2 separate regions of the Homo sapiens genome follow, and region 1 is linked to region 2. Evidence: read pairs that join two places in POLR2A ChIA-PET (ENCODE). Cell type or tissue: PC-3. All regions are shown on one strand.

The links. ChIA-PET counts read pairs that join two places held together with the same protein. Peaks named below come from ENCODE experiments on the same cell type or tissue, not always from the same donor. Only the 100,000 strongest peaks of a DNase experiment are listed, where the experiment ranks them.
Region 1: POLR2A ChIA-PET joins it to region 2 with 7 read pairs; 2 of 35 experiments call an interaction of 5 or more read pairs at or near these places.

What each region holds. Positions count from the first base shown.
Region 1 is chr17:66,956,531-66,959,030 of GRCh38, forward strand. No RefSeq gene overlaps it. Among named protein-coding and RNA genes, the nearest start is that of CACNG4, 6.9 kb to the right of the region's middle. In PC-3, no CTCF peak of the experiment used is centred here; a DNase peak (open chromatin) is centred at 1,561; H3K4me3 peaks cover 901 bases.
Region 2 is chr17:66,861,802-66,864,301 of GRCh38, forward strand. All of the region lies in intron 1 of CACNG5 (calcium voltage-gated channel auxiliary subunit gamma 5), which reads left to right. Among named protein-coding and RNA genes, the nearest start is that of CACNG5, 28 kb to the left of the region's middle. In PC-3, no CTCF peak of the experiment used is centred here; no DNase peak of the experiment used is centred here; H3K27me3 peaks cover 1,964 bases.

The DNA.
Region 1 (2,500 bases), 95 kb after region 2:
TCAGCCACCCAAGTAGCTGAGACTACAGGTGCCTGCCACCACGCTGGGCTATTTTTTTTGTATTTTTTTTTTTTTTTTTGAGACGGAGTCTCGCTCTGTCGCCCAGGCCGGACTGCGGACTGCAGTGGCGCAATCTCGGCTCACTGCAAGCTCCGCTTCCCGGGTTCACGCCATTCTCCTGCCTCAGCCTCCCGAGTAGCTGGGACTACAGGCGCCTGCCACCGCGCCCGGCTAATTTTTTCTAATTTTTTGTATTTTTAGTAGACAGGGTTTCAGCGTGTTGGAATTATTTTATAATAATTCGAGGCTGGTCTCGAACTCCTGACCTCAGGTGATCCACCCGCCTCGGCCTCCCAAAGTGTTGGGATTACAGGCGTGAGCCACCGTGCCCAACCAGCAAAAATTTCAATAATGTCTTCATCCCCAAGAAGACCCACATAGGTTCCAAGGAGACAATATGAACCAATAGGGAGGGCTCTGCTAAAAGGGGAAAAAAAACAACAACAGTATTTCTGGATTAGATAAATTAATGGGTCTGTATTACGAAGGGTGCTGGAGTCCAGTGACATCAGTGGTTGTTGGCAGTTGAGGATAAGCAGTAGCTTCAACTTAGTTGTCAGGGAGTATTAACGAGCAACATAATAAAAGTTATTGTTTATTTAGTAAGTATTTAAATCAAAATTATAAGCACAGGTTCTGTATACAGATCGCAGAGGTTTAAAATCAGGCAACGCTTGGCAAGCAATTTACCTTCTCCATGCCTTCGTTACCTTTTGGTAAAATGAGGTCGATAACAGTATCTATCTCAAAGTATTTTGGAAAAAATCAAATAAGTTAATGTATGGCCAAGCACGTCGAATAGAGCATGATACACACAAAGAGCTCAGTAACCATCAGCTATTAGCATTTTTGTGTGAATGTTTTCCCTGGGCTTACTGACTCTGCATGATAACCAACGCAATGAGGCCAGTGTTTGGTTTCCCGTCTTACTGGGGCCCAGAGAGGTTCAGCCACTAGTCCTAGGCCACACAGCTGCAAATGACAACGCAGAAGTGGAAACGCAGGTCAGCCTGAATCTGATGACCTTTCCTTTCTACCTCATCAAAAGGCTTTGGAGATAAAAGCAACGAAGACCCAGCAGCTCTTCTGTGACAAGCAGGAATCACGGACATAGGAGGCAGAGGGCAGGGAGTCAATTGATAGCCTCAATCCAGAAAGATGTCTGCAGTATAGAGCAAGCCTTCCCACCCAGTAGCAAGCAGAGCTCCAGGAGGGCTGAGACCAACCCACCCCCGACCCCCTAGCAGCCAGGTGAGAGCCCAGGGAGGCTGGAGATGAAAAGGAAGGTGTGGTTCTGAAGGCGAAGGTACCTGAACCTCCATGGAACCAAACCTTTCATTCAGCAACCAAGCCCTTAGCAGAGTTGCACATAAAACGCGCCCTCTTCTTCCAGCCCCTGCACCAGGCTGTTATATTTTAGGAATTAAAAGCTCCGCTCTGGTAAAAGCACAAATGACACATGTTTGCTGAAGAATGTGCTGTCACTGACCATCCTCCCCGCCCCCTCCCGCACCTGTTTTCAAACGTTTCAGCCTCTGAGTGCAGACGATAGCCTCCTCGGGGTTCTTCTCAACCCTTTGAGAGTCTGCTCAGTTTCAGAGGCCAGCTGTGGACAAAGGAACCTCTCGGCCTGTTTGTCCTGTAGAGTGTTTTGAAAAGAATGTTCTCAGAATAACCAGCTGATGCTAAAGCGTGCTGGGCCGGAAGCTTTGGCCAAGCCAGGCCGTTAATATCAACATGCTCATCAACCGGGCTAGTTCCAGAACAGATTCTAGCAAGAGAGGCCGCCTGCAGGGCACAGTCCATACTGGGATCCGGTTTGCAAACACACAGGTCTGGCTAAGCCCACACGGACTTCACTCACAGTTCACTGTGTTGTTTACTGTTTAAGGGTACTGGGTTTTTCTGCCATCACAGTAAATGGAAAATGCCCAGGAGAGGGTAGCAGCCAGAGGCCAGAGGCATCTCAGAGGGGCCACTGGGTACCTGGGTCAGGGGCTGGCCCTCCGCCCTCCACTCTGGCCAGCATTAGGGCAGGTGCTGGGGGTAATAGCCAGGAGGGAGGAAGAGAAGGGTGGGCTCCCAAGGCTGGTAGCTTCTAGAACCTGCCTGCCATCAGCCCAGCTCACTCCTATCTGCCCAGGAAATGGGGAGCCTTCTCCAAACCCCAAACTCCAGACCCACTGCCAACAGCTTAAAAAGCACAGCTGTTTCCTAACCTCTCCACCCTCATGTGAATTTTATTATTATTATTATTATTTTTAGATGGAGTCCCGCTCTGTTGCCCAGGCTGGAGTGCAGTGGTGTGATCTCGGCTCACTGCAACCTCCACCTCCTGGGTTCAAGTGATTCTCCTGCCTCAGCCTCCTGAGTAGCTGGGATTACAGGCGCCTCCCTCCCCCTCACCTAACCATACCTGGTTAACTTTTTTGTATTTGTA
Region 2 (2,500 bases):
CAGGCTCCTAATTGCCAACAGTTAAGACTTAATGTCACCGAATTATGAAGTTTGCCACCCCCGTTGCCACTATGTTTAAGTGGAATCTAAGGAAGAAGAAAGCATGCAATCCTGCCTTTTCTAAAGGGTGTTTTGCTTTCTGCAAATGCTGAAAAATAAAAATCAATTTCTGGTGTGGGAGTTGGGTGGTGGCTCCCTTCATCTTGGGGCTGGTCTTTGGGCTGGAGTGTTTCTCCTGCTGCTGAGGTCCCTGGTATGCCCTATGGCCGAGTTGTGACTTGGCATGGCAGAGAGTTGGGTTGTATCTGCAGGGCATGGCTGATGGTGGGTCCGGGAGTGATTCGAGTCATTAATTGGAGGAGCAGAAAGCCCCAAGAAGCAGAAATATTTGCTCAAGAACTCATCTCTATGTTGTTGGAAAAAGGCAGAATTTTTTAAATGTATGGATTAAATGGAAGAGAAAGATGGTCTCTATCTCTTCATAGGTACAGGTGTTGGGGAGACGTGAATAGGGTCTGTGCTTGGGGGCTACACACGCCCAGCTATGAATCCAATCCAGCTTGTGTCACTTACAAGTGTCACAATCCAGCTTGTGTCACTTACAAGCTGCCTTAGAGAGCTCTCTGTCTCTCTGTATATGTGTGTGTGTGTGCACATAGGCACATGTGTGTATGCGAAAGTGCACATACATAAACACATATATATAATATATAAAATGCTTATGTAGTATATATGATTACTTTTTTACCCAAGAATATCACACTTCCCACATTGAGCATATGGAACTTCGTCATATGTAATAGTTACAGAATATTCCATTATATGGTTGAATCCTAATTTATTTAACGAGCATCGCCCGCCCCCCTCCCCAGCATTGGTCATTGAAGCAGCAGAGATATGCTTCCACATGCATCTTAGCATGATTTTCTCAATATAGCCGTAAAGTACATTCATAGCTATGGAATTACTAGGTCATAGAATAATTACATGTTTAATTTTGGTGGATTCCACCAAATAGATATGTACACTCACTCCTACCAAGAGTATATGAGAGTGCTGCATCTTACAACCTTGTCTGCCAGCATATTCTCTGTGTGTGTGTGTGTGTGTGTGTGTGTGTGTGTGTGTGTGTGTGTGTCTCAGTCTCAGAAGGGGTTTACCAGTTCTACAGGTGGATATTGTATGTTTGTTTTTTATTCATTAATTTCTGCTGTCTTATTATTTCTTTTCTCCTATTATGGGGTTTATTTGCATTCTTTTTCCACTTTCTTGGGCTAGGTACTTAGATGGTTTACTTCTAGCCCTTCTTTTTTTTCTAATATATGCTCTTAAGGTTATGATTTTCCTTCTAAGCTAACTTTGCTTTACCCAACAAGTTTTGATAAGTTATGTGTCTATCATTATTCAGTTCAACAGACAAAGAGAACATCTTAAATTTAGTCAGAGAACAAAAGGCACATTAACTTCAAAGTAATTCTACATATAGTTCAAACCCACAAGATAATATTATTATTCCTTTTTTCCGTTTCACACTCACTGTTTTTTTTTGTTATTGTTGTTGTTGCTGTTGTTGTTGTTGTTTTCAGATGGAGTCTCACTTTGTCACCCAGGCTGGAGTGCAGTGGTACCATCTTGGCTCACTGCAACCTCCGCCTCCTGGGTTCAAGCAATTCTCCTACCTCAGCCTCCCAGATAGCTGGGAATACAAGCATGCACCACCACGCCCAGCTAATTTTTGTATTTTTAGTAGAGTCAAGGTTTCACCATGTTGACCAGGCTGGTCTCAAACTCCTGACCTCAGGTGATCTGCCCACCTCATCCTCCCAAAGTGCTGGGATTACAGGCATGAGCCACCATCTCTGGCCTACACTCACTATTTATTGAGATTTATACACATAATCCTCTTTTCATTGCTTCTCTTCTCTTCTGCATTTCTATGCTTCAATGCTGATCATTCTGCCTGAAGAATCTGTTTAGTAATTTTTTTGATTCAAGTCTGCTGATAACAACTTTCCTCAATTTTTGTTTGTCTGAAAATATTTCTATGTTGCCTTCAATGTTGAGGGATATTTTTACTGGACAGGACATTCTAAGTGGACGATTACTTTCTTTAAGCATATTAAAGGTGTTTTCATGTTATGTTCTGGCATTCATCATTCCTGTGTCTGATGTTTTCATGCCTCTTGATATGTCCGGTAACTTTTGATTGAATGCTAGACATCTGTGTGGAACACAATAGAAGTTTTGGCATTGTCATCTTCCCCAAGGTAGGATTCACTTTTGCTGTTAGAATCCTACCTTGGGGAATCTGTTAGATATCCTGTTAGAATCCTGTTGGCAATCTGTTAGATAGGAGAAGGTTGCCTATATCCAGTCATGAATTGAGCTGATTTGAAGATGAGTTTCAGTCTTTGTGAAGGCGGATCTATTACTTGCTCACCTAGAGTAGGAGCCTTCCCAGACCCCCATTTGAAAGATTGAGCTATTTACCAGACCTGTC